2 separate regions of the Homo sapiens genome follow, and region 2 is linked to region 1. The links are chromatin loops, found by intact Hi-C in ENCODE. Cell type or tissue: GM12878. All regions are shown on one strand.

Region 1 (8,000 bases):
TGCTGCATAGAAGGCCGTGGCAGGGTTATTCACTTTTTACCTTCCTATCCAGGTGCACTGCCAAAATGCTCTGCTTTTTCAGACTGTGGCTGCTTCTCCCCCACCCCCAAGAGCCAAATAACTTAGGGGCAGCTTTTAATTTTTTTTTGTAAAAAGTACTGTTGACTTGGGATTTTTAAGGTAAAAATTTTGGTACAGGAGCTATTCTGTGTGCCATGATGGACAGAACTGGAATTGCTATTTTGTGATTTGGGACAGTTGAGGATTCCTTCCTAGAACATTATTATGTAGATTGTTTGTGGCATGGCCTTGATCCCCATCCTCACATACATCAAGAATGTTGTTCCTTGCACTTGACGGCCACATTCCCATGTTTGTTATCTATTACTGCATTATAACCCCTATCAAAACTTTGTGGCTTAAAGTAATACCAGTTTATTAGTTTTTACTCTGGAGGTTGGCTGGGCTTAGCTACATGGTTCTACAGCTGACTGTTCATTCCTGGGGTCACTCATGCAGCTGTATTGAGGTGGGAACTCAACTTGGCTGGGAAGAGCTGGTAGGCATAGTGCACATGTGCGGAAATGGTATTAGCTAAGGCACTTCGGTTCTCTTTGTGTTCTCTTATTTTCCACAAGGCTACATTGGACCCCTTCATAGCATGGTGGTCTCAGGGTTCCAGGGTGAAGGCATAGAACTGGTACGGTGTCACTTCTGTGGATTCTTTTGGTCAGGCAAGTCCAGATTTAATGAGAGGGAAAATAGACTTCAGCTCTTGATGGGAGGAGTATGCAGGATGGGAGACATGATGGCAGAGGTGGGACAGGCAGGCAAGGTTGCTGAGTCCCCTTGCTGCCTCCTCAGGCCCACTTGGGCCTGCTTTTCCCAAATGGCAGCTCCTCTGGACATGCCATTCCTTCTCCCACCTGCCTGATTCTTCATATGTTGGGTGTCCCTGTTTTTCTGGTGCTATTTCCTGACTGCTGTTCAGCTGCCACTGTCCTGCAAAGCCTGCCTTTTTAAATGCCTCACCATTCCTTCATTTGTTTCTTAAATATGGGAAGTGAAAGTGCCACCTGAGGCCGGGCACAGTGGCTCACGCCTGTAATCCCAGCATTTTGGGAGGCTGGGGCAGGCAGATTGCTTGAGCCAAGGAGTTTGAGACCAGCCTGAGGAACATGGTGAAACCCCGTCTGTACCAAAAAAAAAAAAAGAAAGAAAGAAAGGGAAAAAGCCACTTGTGCCACCCTCCTGCTGTAATCTTCCAGCGCTCTTCCTTTGTCTCCAGAGCACCTGCTCATGATTTTTGTCTCCTGCCCTTGTCCTTAGAAACTTCAGCGTTCCCAATTATGGCTTCTCTCAGATCCAGCCTTGAAGTTCTTTGACCTCCTCAATTCACAACCTGTAGCTGACTTTAGCCACCCACAAGTACAGAAAAGTAAGCATAATGGAAGAAATAGTAATATGAAAAGATGCTCATATGACCCAGCAATTCCACTCTTAGCTATATCTACCCAAGAGAAATGAAAACATATGCCCAATAAAAACTTGTACACAGATGTTCATAGCACCATTATTCACAATGGATAAGAAGTGAAAAGAGCCCAAATGTCCATCAATTGGTGAGTGAATAAACAAAATGTGAGCCAGGCGTGGTGGCTCACGCCTGTAATCCCAGCACTTTGGGAGGCTGAGGCGGGTGGATCACCTGAGGTCCGGAGTTCAAGACCAGCCTGGCCAACATGGTGAAACCCTGTCTCTACTAAAAATACAAAAAATTAGCTGGGTGTGGTGGCGGGCGCCTGTAATCCCAGCTACATGGGAGGCTGAAGCTGGAGAATCACTTGAACCTGGGAGGCAGAGGTTGCAGTGAGCCAAGATTGTGCCATTGCACTCCAGCCTGGGCAACAAGAGCCAAACTCCGTCTCAAAACAAAACAAAACAAACAACAAAAAATGGTGTATCTCTACAATGAAATATTATTTAGCCATAAAAAGCAATGAAGTACTGTCTTATGGTACATAAACCTTGAAAATATGCTAAATGGGCCGGGCGCGGTGGCTCACGCCTGTAGTCCCAGCACTTTGGGAGGCCAAGGCGGGCAGATCACAAGGTCAGGAGATTGAGACCATCCTGGCTAACATGGTGAAACCCTGTCTTTACTAAAAATAAAAAAAATTAGCCGAGCTTGGTGGCAGGCGCCTGTAGTCCCAGCTACTCGGGAGGCTGAGGCAGGAGAATGGCGTGAACCTGGGAGGCGGAGATTGCAGTGAGCCGAGATCACGCCACTGCACTCCAGCCTGGGCGACAGAGCAAGACTCCGTCTCAAAAAAAAAAAAAAAGAAAGAAAATATGCTAAATGAAAGAACCATCCATGGAAGGCCACATATTGTATGATTCCATTTGTAGTTGAGCCTCATTGTTCATAGAGTCTGCGTTTGCGAATTTGCCTACTCACTAAAGTTTTTTGTAGCCCCAAAATCAATACTCTCGGCACTCGTCTATCACAGATGTGTGCGTGTGCAGAGCAGCAAAAAATTTGAAGTACCCCATGCACGTGTTCCAGCTGAGGTTGTGTGGTTGAACAGTGCGATGCCCTGCCTTCTTGTTTCAGCTCTCAACTGAAGCAAGTGGGCTGTCTAATGCCAAACTTCTTGGATTTTGTGCTTTTTGTTGGTGATTTTGCTTTGGCCCCAAACGTGGTGCTGAAGTGCTGTCTAGTATTCCTGAGCACAGAAGGTCATGATATGCCTTTTGGAGAAAATACATGTGTGAGATAAGCTTTATTTGGGCATGAGTTATAGTGCTGCTGAGTCAATATTACCTATTAAATAAGGTGTCTTTAAACACACATAAAACAAAGTTATATATTAATCAGCTGGCAAAAATGTGAGCAGAGGCTTGTTTGAACCTAAACCTCTGTTTCCCTTAGGAGCAATGATTCAGTATCATTAATTCAATGTTCATGGCAAGTTTATAGAACATAAGCACTACAGATAAAATTCAGCTGTATATGGGATGCTCAGACTAGGGTGGATCCATTGAGACAAAGTAGATTAGTGATTGTCAGGGTCTAGGAGGAGGAGAATAGGAAGTGACTACTGAGAGTGGGTTTTCTTTTTGGGGGATGAAAATGTTCCAGGCTGGGCGTGGTGGGTCACGCCTGTAATCCCAGCACTTTGGGAGGCCGAGGTGGGCGGATCACAAGGTCAAGAGATCCAGACCATCCTGGCCAACGTGGTGAAACCCCGTCCCTACTAAAAATACAAAAAAAATTAGCTGGGCACGGTGGCGTGCACCTGTAGTCCCAGCTACTCAGGAAGCTGAGGCAGGAGAATCACTTGAACCCGAGAGGCGGAGGTTGCAGTGAGCTGAGATCACGCTACTGCACTCCAGCCTGGGTGACAGAGTGAGAGCGAGACTCCATCTCCAAAAAAAAAAAAAAAAATTAGCCAGGCGTGGTGACAGGCACCTGTAATCCCAGCTACTTGGGGGGCAAAAAAACAAAACAAAACACCCCCCCCCTTTTTTTAAAGCACATTCCATGGAAGGCTACAACATTGCATATCTTTTTGGGTTGAAGGTACATTGACATTTTATTCTTTGACAATGAAGCTCCCTGGATTTTTATGAAAAGGAGGGGAAATCACAAATATTGTTTACATCCGCTATTGCAGAGAAACTGTCATTAAGAACAAAAGGGCCAGGCACGGTGGCTCATGTCTGTAATCCCAGCACTTTGGGAGGCCGAGGCGGGCAGATCACGAGGTCAGGAGATCGAGACCATCCTGGCTAACACGGTGAAACCCCGTCTCTACTAAAAACACCAAAAATTAGCCGGGCGTGGTTGCGGGCACCTGTAGTCCCAGCTGCTGCCACTGCACTCCAGCCTGGGCAACAGAGCGAAACTCTGTCTTAAAAAAAAAAAAAAAAAAAGAAAAGGAACAAAAGGAAGGAAATATTATAGGCTTTATTCTCTGATGAGAATATAGTGAGAGTAAAAGGTAAAATTGGCTAATTTGTTGTGTGGGTTTTTTGTTTTTTGTTTTTTGTTGGGGGGACAGAGTCTCACTTTGTCACCCAGGCTGGAGTGCAGTGGCATAATCTTGGCTCATTGCAACCTCCGCCTCCTGGATTCAAGCATTTCTCCTCCCTCAGCCTCCCGAGTAGCTGGGACTACAGGCGCATGCCACCACACCTGGCTAGTTTTTTGTATTTTAGTAGAGACAAGGTTTCACCATATTGCCCAGGCTGGTCTTGAACTCCTGAGCTCAGACAGTCTGCCCACTTCGGCTTCCCAAAGTGCTAGGGTTACAAGTGTGAGCTGCTGCGCCCGGCCTGTTGTATGTTTTTAAGCCCCTACATTTTGCAGAAAAAAAAAGTACTTCTGAGGAGCATTTGGGTCATGGAAGAGACCAAGAACCCAGGGCTGGATGTTTTATAAAATATAATTTTAATATGCTGTCCTATATATGAAAAATGTTGATAGAGGGCCACAGTTGTAATTTGTAAAGCAGACAATCTGTCAGGTGTTCTTACTAGCAAAATAAGTTCAGCTCAGCTGAAGTTTATTATAGTTTAGCTAAGGAGCCAGAAATGCACCCAGGGGAACAGCGAAAGAATGAAATACTTATCAGAACTACTAAGTAAATTTAAAAATACTCAGACTTGAGGCCGGGCATGGTGGCTCATGCCTGTAATCCCAGCACTTTGGGAGGATGAGATGGGTGGATCATGAGGTCAGGAGATCAAGACCATCCTGGGTAACATGGTGAAACCCCATCTTTACTAAAATTACAAAGAATTAGCAAGGCGTGGTGGCGGATGCCTGTAGTCCCAGCTACTGGGGAAGTTGAGGCAGGAGAATCCCTTGAACCCAGGAGGTGGAGGTTTCAGTGAGCTGAGATTGTGCCACTGCACTCCAGCCTGGGCGACAGAGTGAGACGCCATCTCAATTAAAAAAAAAATTCAGACTTGATCAAATTAGTGAAACTATAAAAAATAACGAAATAGACAAATGGCATCTTTTGAGAAATAGGTCTTTAAATTTTTATTTTGCCAGGTGCAGTGGCTCACGCCTGTAATCCAGCACTTTGGGAGGCGGAGGCAGGTGGATCACGAGGTCAGGAGATCGAGACCATCCTGGCTAACACGGTGAAACCCCGTCTCTACTAAAAAATTACAGAAAATTAGCCGGGCATGGTGGCAGGTGCCTGTAATCCCACTACCCGGGAGGCTGAGGCAGGAGAATGGCATGAGCCTGGGAGGCGGAGCTTGCAGTGAGCCGAGATTGTGAGCTGTGATTGTGCCACTAACTCAGCCTGGGCGACAGAGCGAGACTCCATCTCAAAAAATATATATATATATTATTTTTTTTTTGCGATAGGGTCTTGCTGTGTCACTCAGGCTGAGTATAGTGGCACAATCACAGCTCACTACAGCCTCAATATTGTGGGCTCAAGCAATCATCCCACCTCAGCCTCCCAAGGAGCTGGGACTACAGGCATGTGCCACCACAACCGGCTAATTTTATTTTTTATTTTTTGTAGAGGCCAGGTCTTGCTATGTTGCCCAGGCCAGTCTCAGACTCCTGGCCTCAAGTGATCCTTCCTCCTTGGCCTCCCAAAGTGCTGGGAATACAGGTGTGAGCCACCAACCTCTGCATTAGTTACCAAGGTGATGATAGTGAGAAGTAGAGAGCCTAAGTATTCATATCAGAGAGTGAGGTGAAAACTCCTGAGCGTGCCCCTAACGAAGTACTCAGCCTGTCCTTAGCCCAGTGAGGTTTCTAAAATGCTAATGCGGTAGTAATTCTCCTGTTACAGGGCCATTTCTAATCATGGGAAAGGAAGGGGAGCCACCTATTTGTGCTCTTAGGCGACTGTGGCTCAATTTCCAGCCCTGAAGTCAAGAACAGCCAGGAAAAGGGAGCAGTCTCACACCGAGGGTGGTGTGCACTGAAATACACTGTGGCCAGTCAGCCAAGGGTGGGCTTCGTTTATTAAATAAATAAATAAATGTTTATTAAATAAAAATATACCTCCAGGGCCTGCTGCCTCTAGAGGTACAGGTGGCTTGTACAGGGAGGTGATACCACCTACCCCTGAAGAGGCTTAGAGACTGAATTAGAGGCCACCCTGGCCTGCAGAGAGCTTTCCAGGCCCCTTGCCCCTGCTTGCTGTTCACAGTCCACCCTCCTTGCCCATCCACCCCCAACAAACGTGGAACCTGTCAGCATTGCATGCGCAATGCCCTCCTCGCCTCTGCCCCACTGCTTCACCTCTACCCACTGTGGTCACAGGAGCCCTCTCTTTCCCATTCTCACCAGGCACAGTAAAAAGCAGAGGTTAGGCAGGTGGGTTTTGGACACCAGGCCAGGAGTACTTTGTGCTGTGGCCCTCACTTAATGTGTGCTGTTGAATGATTATGCCTTTGCATATGACTCAGCCAGCATCAGCATTTTGTTTTATTTATTTACTTTTGAGACAGAGTCTCGCTCTGTTGCCCAAGCTAGAGTGCAGTGGCACGATCTCGGCTCACTGCAACTGCCGTCTCCCGGGTTCAAGCGATTCTCCTGCCTCAGCCTCCTGAGTAGCTGGGACTCTAGGCATGGGCCACCATGCCTGGCTAATTTTTGTATTTTTAGTAGAGACGGGGTTTCACCATGTTGCCCAGGCTGGTCTTGAGCTCCTGACCTCAGGTGATCTGCCTGGCTAGCATTTGCATTTTAATCCATTTCTTGTAATGCTGAATGAACAATATGAGCCCTTAATAAAGGAATTGACCAGGTGCAGTGGCTTCATGCCTGTCATCCTAGCACTTTTGGGAGGATGAGGCGGTAGGATCACTCAAGCCCAGGAGTTTGAGACCAGCCTGGGCAACATAGTGAGACCCCATCTCTACAAAAAACTAGGCCAGGAGCAGTGGCTAACACCCGTAATCCCAACTACTCTCAAGGCCAAGGTGGGAGGATTGTTTGAGCCCAGGAGATAAGACTGCAGTGAGCTGTGATTGCACCACTGTACTCTAGCCTAGGTTAAAAAAAAAAATTAGCTGGACGTGATGGCATGTGCTTGTAGTCTCAGCTACTCAGGAAGCTGAGGCAGGAGGATCATTTACACCCAGGAGTTTGAGGGTACCGTGCAGTAAAGTATGATTGAGCCACTGCACTCCAGTCTGAGTGACAGCAAGACTGTCTAAAAAAAATAAGAAGGAATTTGTGGCATCAGCAGTTCGGAGAAGAGGGGCACTGTTTTACAGTGGGAAGGAACATTCTGAGGGTGCTGGTCCTGACAGGGTCAGGGGGCAACTGTGGCAAAGTATGTGAGGAGGTGTGGGTAGCAGCTGCTTCTGATTCCCCACTATCCTTCCACCCTGGGGCACGTCTGGGCTACGGCACCTAGGGGGAGTACTGTGGCACCCATCAGAGCCATCAGCGTGACATCTGCCTGTGGTCTTGACAATGTGATGCGATGGCGGTTGTCAGCTTCCCATTGGCTGGCCCCAGTGACCCTTTCTAGAGGGTTCAGAAACTCCTAAGGGTCTTCCAGAGTTGGGTCATTGCGCATTGACAAGTGCAGCGCCATCACATACCCTTCTCTCTAGTGCCCACTCAGTCACCTTAACCGAAACTTCCCTGAGCCGAGCATGGTGCTGGGTGCTGGGCTGATGCAGGGAAGTTCTACCCGGTCCTGCCCTGAAGAAAGTGACCCTGTGTGCATGCATGAGAGTGAGCAGTCAGTTCAATACTAGGCCTCCTATCTCCAGAGTACACAAGAGGACTGGATTAGCCGGGCATGGTGGTGCACGACTGTAGTCCTGGCTACTTGGGGGACTGAGGCTGGAGGATTGCTTGAGGTCAACCCAGGAGGTTGAGGCTGCAGTGAGCCAAGATGGTGCCACTGCACTGCAGCCTAGGTGACAGAGTGAGACCCTGTCCCTCCTCCCCAACCCCCCGCCAAGAAAAAAGGGCTGGGAGTGACTGAGGGCTAAGACCTCCC
Region 2 (8,000 bases), 49 kb before region 1:
GCCAGGCTGGTCTCGAACTCCTGACCTTGTGATCCGCCTGCCTCAGCTTCCCAAAGTGCTGGGATTACAGGTGTGAGCCACTGCACCTGGACTATTTATTTTTGTAGATATGGTAGTCTTTCTATGTTGCCCAGGCCGGTCTTGAACTCCGGGCCTCAAGTAATTCTCCCGCTTCAGCCTCCTAAAGTGCTGGGATTATAGGTGTGAGACTGTACGCAGCCAAAAAAGTCTACTTCTTTTTCTTTTCTTTCTTTCTTTTTTTTTTTTTTTTGAGACATGGTCTCACTCTTTCACACAGGCTTGAGTGCAGTGGCACGATCACGGCTCACTGTAGTGTCACTCTCCCGGGCCCAAGTGATCCTCTCACTTCAGCCTCCCAAGTAGCTAGAATTACTTGGCCATCACACCTGGCTAATTCTTTTTTTATTTTTTGTTGAGACGGGGTCTCCCTATGTTGCCCAGGATGGTCTCAAACTCTTTGGCTCAAGCAATCCTCCTGCCTTGGCCTCCCCAAGTGCTAGGATTACAGGCATGAGTCACCACAAGGTTACTTCTGATGGGAGGCTTGGGCAGATGGCACAGAAAGGATAGGTCTGTATGAACAAGGTTTGGCTGAGTGGAGGGGATCGGGTATGACTAGAAGCCAGGCCTGCTAGAGGGAGCAATGAAGGTTTTAGAGCAGGAGAGGGACCCCAAAGGCCAGGCAGCCCTTCCACTGGGACTGGGTACATTTCCTGAGTGCTTGTTTAGTAAAAGCACTTTGTAGCTCAGCGGCTTGACTCCCCACCTGCAAAGTGCAAGGGAGTCATCTTGCAGGCAGCGGTGAGGATGTAAGAAGATGCCATGGCAAAGGCTAGTCCTTGACATTGAGCCTCTGATGATCCCACTCTGTATTCTCAGCTTAGCACATCCGGGTCAAAGGTATGAACTGTGCTTCCTCAACTGGCTTGGAATTTCTCAGCGTAAGCGTCCCCTTCCTCCGTAATTCTCCACAGAGGAAAGCAGTTCCCAATACAGCTATGTTTTTTATTTGTCCTGGGCCCAGTAAGGGCAGGTTCTGTGCTCACAGTAGACCCCAGAGTCAGTCCCAGACTTCTAAGTCCCACCATGACCCTAGAGATCTGATGGGGTCCCTCATGCATACGCTGAATGTGTATTGAACACTCAGTGTACTGGCCTTGGGGGAGGTAAAAGGCAGGCAGAATCGCTGATCACATGAGGCTTGTCATCTAGTTTCTCCCTCCTTTACCGTGTCAAGCCTGGGCTCCCAAGATGAGTGTGAGGCCAGCCTTATTCCAGGATATATATATCTATATATATATATTTTTGAGACTGAGTCTTGCTGTGTTACCCAGGCTGGAGTGCTGTGGAGCTATCTCCACTCACGGCAAGCTCCGCCTCCCGGGTTCACGCCATTCTCCTGCCTCAGCCTCCCGAGTAGCTGGGAATACAGGCGCCCGCCACCACGCCCGGCTAATTTTTTGTATTTTTAGTAGAGATGGGGTTTCACCGTGTTAGCCAGGATGGTCTCAATCTCCTGACCTCGTGATCCACCCACCTCGGCTTCCCAAAGTGCTGGGATTACAGGTGTGAACCACCACACCCGGCCCCAGGATATATTATTTCCAGTTCCCTTTCCTTCTCTCCTTTCAGGAGAAACCCACTGTTCTTAGAAATGGAGAAAAATGTCCAGGCCCAGTGACTCACACCTATAATCCCAGCACTTTGGGAGGCCAAGGTGGGTGGATCACTTGAGGTCAGGAGTTCAAGACCATCCTGGCCAAAAATGCTAAAACCCTGTCTCTACTAAAAATACAAAAATTAGCTGGGCATGGTGGCAGGTGCCTGTAATCTATGCTACTCAGGAGGCTGAGGCAGGAGAATCACTTGAACCCGGGAGGCAGAGGTTACAGTGAGCTGAGATCATGCCATTTTGCACTCCACCCTGGGTGACAGAGTGAAACTGTGTCTCAAAAAAAAAAAAAAAAAAAAAAAAAAAAAAGAGAAAAACTCCTTAAGAAGGTCTGAGTATATTCTGAAGCTATGTTCTTCTCTCTGCATTGCTACCTGAGGTCCAAACCACTGTCACCTCTTTGCCTGAATGATTGCAACCGGTTTCCAAGTGGCCCCTGCTCCCCTTCTTATCCTCTTACCCACCTCCATTCCCCATTTTCCAATCAGAGTACTCCTTTTTTTTTTTTTTTTTTTAAGATGGAGTCTCACTCTGTCGCCCAGGCTGGAGTGCAGTGGCGCGGACTTGGCTCACTGCAACCTCTGCCTCCCAGGTTCAAGCGATTCTCCTGCCTCAGCATCCAGAGTAGCTGGGATTACGTTCGCCCACCACCACACCTGGCTAATTTTTGTATTTTTAGTAGAGACGGAGTTTCACCATGTTGGTCAGGGTGGTCTCAAACTCCTGACCTCAAGTGATCCACCCCCCTCAGCCTCCCAAAGTGCTGGGATTACAGGCATCAGCCACTGTGCCAAGCCCCAAAGTACTCTTTAAAACATGCGTCTCAGCCCAGGTGTGGTGGCTCATGCCTGTAATCCCACCACTTTGGGAGGTTGCGGCGGGAGGACTGCTTGAGCTCAGGAGTTTGAGACCAGCCTGGGCAAGACAGTGAGACTTCATTTCTACAAAAAATAAAAAAAAACTTAGGAGGGTGTGGTGGAACGTGCCTGTAGTCCCAGTTAATTGGGAGGCGAAGCAGGAGGATCCCTTGAGCCTAGGAGGTCGAGGCGGCAGTGAGCTGTTATCGTGCCACTGTACTCCAGCCTGGGTGACAGATCAAGACTCTGTCTCAAAAAAAAAAAAAATCATCTGACCATGGAGTCAATACTCATATCTATCAAAGACCTCTCACAGCACATGGAATAGAAACCAACTCCTCCCCTTTCTACAAGACCCTCCATGGTCTGTCCCCTGCCTCCCTCCCACCCTATAATCCTTTTACTCCATTCTGGACACTGAGACAGCCTCATGGTCTTCGCCAGTGCTGCTTCCTCTGCTTGAAACATTCTCCTCCAGTCCTCCCAGCTGTTCCTTCCCATTTTCCAGGTCCCAGCATTGGCTTTGGAGCCAGCAGCCCACCTGTGACAGGAGCCTGGCTCTGCTCCTAGCTGGCCGTGTGACCTTGGGCAAGTCACTGGCTTCTTCTGTGCTTCTGTTTATTGTGAAATGAGGATGTTAATGCTAACGTATCCCAGAGGATGGTTTCAAGGGTTAAAGAAAATAAAGCACTAGAGAGAGGTCTGGCACTTAGTAGGGCCATTTCCTCAATTTGGCTTCCTTGACCTCTCAAAGTATGTCCCCACAGTCACTTTCCTATCACCCAGTTTTCTTCACAGAGCTTGGCAGTGTGAAGTAACCTTGGTTATTCAACTTTTTTTTTTTCCCCCAAGACGGAGTCTTCCTCTGTCACCCAGGCTGGAGTGTAGTGGCAAGATCTCGGCTCACTGCAACCTCTGCCTCCCGGGTTCAAGCGATTCTCCTGCCTCAGCCTCCTGAGTAGCAGAGATTACAGGCGCCCGCCACCACGCCTGGCTAATTTTTTGTATTTTTAGTAGAGACCGAGTTTCACCACGTTGGCCAGGCTGGTCTCGAACTCGTGACCGCGTGATCCACCCGCCTCGGTCTCCCAAAGTGCTGGGATTACAGGCGTGAGCCCCCGCGCCTGGTCAACTATTTTATGCAATCAGTATTTATTATGCTCCTACTATGTGCCAGGCACTGGTTGTAACTGCCATCTGATTGGACGATCCGTAAACGCTGAGGCCCAGTCTGTGCGGTTCACTTGCGTTCCTCCACGCGCCCCCCAGCACAGTGGGAAGCACACAGTAGGTGCTCCGCTCTGCTCCTGTGCCCCGCCCCGCGGCCCCTCCCCCGCTCCAGGAAGTGCGGGGGCTCCAGCCGCCCGGCCGGCCGCGATGCATTCTGGGGAAGGAGCAGCACCAAATCCAAGATGGCGGCCAGCAGGAGGCTGATGAAGGTAAAAGCCATTCTCTGGCAGCGGCCGGGCGTGGGGCGGCGTCCTAGGCTCCGGATCCCCGAGGCAGGCGGCGGCTTCTCAGGGCGCTGCCGTCTGGCTTCCTGCCCTACACGGCCTCGTCGGTTCCCTGGGCCGCGCGCAGGCTCAAGGTGCTAACGGGGCTGGCCTAGGCCGCAGCCTGGGCGGGAGCGCAAGGCCGCGCTGGGAGCCGCTGTCGGCCCCTCAGCCCGGCCCGGGGCGTTCACGCCACTCTCCGCCCGGAGCTTGGCCGCGTCCCCCTGTCGCGGAGGCCGCGGTCCGATCTGAGGGCGTCGTTAATGTGAGAGCCCGGTTGGGAGGCTCCAAACCGGGCGCCTTCGGGGAAGGCCCGAGCGCCGGAGCCCCTGCCCGGAGCCCGCGCCGCGGAACCGCCCCGCCCTGGGCCGCAGCGCGCCGGGCTTGCAGCTCCGCTTGGCCCGGCCGCAGCTCGGGAGTCTGGGAGGTTCGGGCTAGGAAAGAGAGAAGGAGGCCAGGCGGCCAAAGTTAGGTCAGTTTGTTGGTGGGTCGTTTGGAATTGCGCTGGGTCCTAGCAAACTGTCGCCTTGTGACTGCAGAGTCACACAGCGGGTAAGTTCCAACTCCAGGAAGGCCTGAGGTCGGCCCCGATCGCGGCGCGGTTCTGCTTCCCTCTCCTCCACTCAGTCATCCCGATCTCCCCTCCCTGATAAAGTGCCATTTTTGGGGGGATAACGGTTGATTTCAGTCGTTCGAATCAAAACGGGCCAAAGTTTATAATAATAATTTGGTACTTTGGATCTTGAATGCAGCAGGGTGCTTTCTCGCTAATTGGCACCTTTTGGTGAGGAACACATGCTAAATTGGCTTAGTACTTTTGCCAGTGGATTTGCCAAGGTCCTCTGTAGCCCACCCCGCCAGCATCTGTGAGTCGGCGGCTGGGTAGTGCTGCCGGCCTGCAACGGGCCGGAAATTAAAAAAAGGCCCAGGAGCCAGTTTCCTGAGGGGAGATAAAGAGCTGGGGTTCGTTCTAGGCGGAGCAGTGCTTGGTAGAGCTAGACATTGAACTTGGAGCCACAGTCTCTGAGCATTCCCTCCGTCCCTGGGAACGTTTCCTTTCTTTTGTTCCCTAAGGGCTAGAGAGGACATTAACTTTATAAAACTGGAGTGGAAGTGGGCACAAAAGAACAGTCAGAGGACTTCAGACCTCTCCTCATCTCTTAAGCTAGTGACACCACCATTCACCAGATAAGGGGTCGGTTAATGGCTTTCTTTCCTACCCTACTCCCAGGTGCAGTCGTCCATTAACCCTTGTGGATTTAAATTTAGAAAGATTTCTGGAGTGCAGGCCGGGCGCGATGGCTCACGCCTGTAATCCCAGCACTCCTGGGAGGCCGAGGCGGGCGGATCACTTGAGGTCAGGAGTTCAAGACCAGCCTGGCCAACATGGTGAAACCCTGTCTCTACTAAAAATATAAAAATTAGCTGGGCGTGGTTGCATTTGCCTGTAATCTCAGCTACCCGGGAGGCTGAGGTGGAAGAGTCGCTTGAACCCGGCAGGTGGAGGTTGCAGTGAGCCAAGTTTGCACCACTGCACTCCAGCCAGGGCGACAGAGTGAGACTCCATGTCAAAAAAAAAAAAAAAAAAAAGATTTCTGGAGTGCATGCCTTGCTTTCTAATGTTACTGAAATTACTCTGAATCTATATCCTCATCTCTCAGGTGCCCTCCCAAGTGCTCTCCTCCCCAGACTACCCCTGACGGACACCAGAGTTCTTTTAAAGCAGATAACTCAATTCTTTCACTCCTGTTAAAAACCTCTATGGTGTTATTGTCCTCAGCAGTTAATCCTAACCTCTTACTTGGCATGCAGGACCTTTCTGAGACTGGCTGAAAGCAATCCCTTGAGCCTCACCTCCTGCCCTTTGGTTTCCCACAGTTCTTGCACCTAATCACAGTAGCTACTATTTTTCCAGCTTTTACTTCGTGCTTTATATGCATGATCATGTTTAATCCTTCCTGTGAAGTAGACATTGTGATTTCCATTTTGTCGATGAGAAAAGATTCTTTGGCTTGCCCAGGGTTACCTAGCTAGGGAGAGTGAGTTGTGATCGAATTCGGTTCTTTCTCCAAAGCAAAGTCTCCTGCTCTTACTTGCTGTCTGATGTCCCTTTGCACGTGTTGTTTGCTCTACCCAAGAAAAGCTGCCTTCTCCTCACTTCTCCCTTCCAGAGAAGTCCCAGGTTCAACTCCAGTGCCAACTACTCTGTGAGCCCGTGCTCCCACATCCCCCTTCAGAATGTGTTGTTTCCTCCTTTGTGTGACCACAGCGCTTTCTTTATATTTCTCTTTGAGCACTTGTCACAATCTCTTTGTGTTACAGACTTGTCTTTCCTGTACTGGGTTCTGAGATCCCGAAGGGCAGGGATCTTGACCTAATTCATCCTGGTAGCCCCCTAGCCTATCCCAGTTGACCCAGTTTGGAATCTCCAGGCTCTCAGGGGTCTAAGAGGGGACTTATTATGGTTTTAAAATTATTACTCTGTTTCTAAAAAAAAACAGACCTTGGAAAAAAATTGTAACATTAACTGAGTATTTATTAAGTATTAGGTTATTTACGTAAGTCATCTTTTCAACACTCAAAGTTAGTGTATTGTCATTTGTATTTTTTATAAATGAGGACATTGTGAGGTTAAGTAGGTTAAGGGAGTTACCTAAGGTAGAATTGTGGAACGTGGTGGGGAGAGAGAAGACGCTGACTCTTCCTGGCTCCAGGATCCAAATTCCATGCCTCTTGTCAGGCTGTCTTTCTTACTCAAAGGCTGCATGGAGCGGTGTGTTGTTTCTTAAGTTGAGGATGGAAAGGCTTTCAGTTCACTAGGGGAACACCAGTTATGTAATGCTGATCATTGGCTGTGAGAATCAATGTTTAAGACTGTTTTTTTTTTCTTTTAAAGGAAGAAAAATTATTGATACAAGTTGATAAACAGTCTTTTCAGTACATAGGGTGGTAATAAAGTGATTTTCGTTGGTGAAAAGTTGGGGCTTAGTGCATGGAACAGTGCCTTAGGCATAGCAATCTAGCAAATGTTGAATGATCAAATTAATTACATCTTAAAGAACTTTAGATTTCTGTTAAAAATGTTTTCTAGGACATTCCACAGCAAAGATTTCTTTGTAACAATGGACTGTCTGCAGATAGTGTAAAACACATTATTAAAAGTAGAGTGATTTACATATACTACACTGAGAAGTTATTTTAGGCAAAGTGAGTATGATAAAGTCTTTTATTTCAAAAGCACTTGCCAGGAGGCTTAACCTCTTTTAGAAGCCTTTTTAGGAATTACAGTGTTAATAAAACATTAAGTACATTTTAATTTGCAAGCAGCTAATTTAGCATTGTTGGCTACAACCAGATTGTAACCATTGCTTCAATCAGGATGGGGAAATTGCTGCAAAAGCCAAAAGTGAAACCTTTATGTGTGGCTTAGGCAACTGATTGCCATCTGATCATTTCTTTGCAGCTTCACACTGCACACATTTCCCCTAAGGGCCCTCCTGTTGAGTAGCTTCCCAGAAGGGCTTTTCTCAGAGGGGAAATCTGTGGATTTAGAGGGGTGTGTGTGTAATGTCTTATTACTTATCATGACATAACTGTTGAGTTAAGGAGTTTCACTCTTGTTGCCCAGGCTTCAGCGCGATGGCACGATCTCTGTGCACTACAACCTCTGCCTCCCAGGTTCAAGCGATTCTCCTGCCTCAGCCTCCCAAGTAGCTGATACTATAGGTGTGCACCACCACTCCCTGCTAATTTTGTATTAGAAAGGAGGTTTCACCATGTTTGCCATGCTGGTCTCTAACTCCTAACCTCAGGTGATCTGCCCGCCGAGGCCTCCCGAAGTGCTGGGATTACAGGTGTGAGCCACTGCGCCCAGCCTAATGCTATTTAAAAATGTTCACTCAGAACTTCATATTGTTATATTTTCTCCCAGTTCATAGTCATAGTAGGAGGAACCTC

What was found. Peaks named below come from ENCODE experiments on the same cell type or tissue, not always from the same donor. Only the 100,000 strongest peaks of a DNase experiment are listed, where the experiment ranks them.
Region 2: it touches region 1 in a loop (4-fold over the local background); 30 of 110 quality-filtered maps call a loop at or near these places.

The regions. Positions count from the first base shown.
Region 1 is chr22:21,613,228-21,621,227 of GRCh38, forward strand. The region is part of intron 3 of UBE2L3 (ubiquitin conjugating enzyme E2 L3); the gene reads left to right. Among named protein-coding and RNA genes, the nearest start is that of YDJC, 13 kb to the right of the region's middle. In GM12878, no CTCF peak of the experiment used is centred here; no DNase peak of the experiment used is centred here.
Region 2 is chr22:21,563,783-21,571,782 of GRCh38, forward strand. UBE2L3 (ubiquitin conjugating enzyme E2 L3) reads left to right here and starts at 3,932. Exons shown (of 4, transcript NM_003347.4): 1 at 3,932-3,989. The coding sequence starts at 3,963. RefSeq lists silencers at 2,926-3,113, 3,756-3,995, 4,246-4,385 and an enhancer at 6,192-6,261. In GM12878, no CTCF peak of the experiment used is centred here; DNase peaks (open chromatin) are centred at 3,860 and 6,277; H3K4me3 peaks cover 4,367 bases; H3K27ac peaks cover 2,335 bases.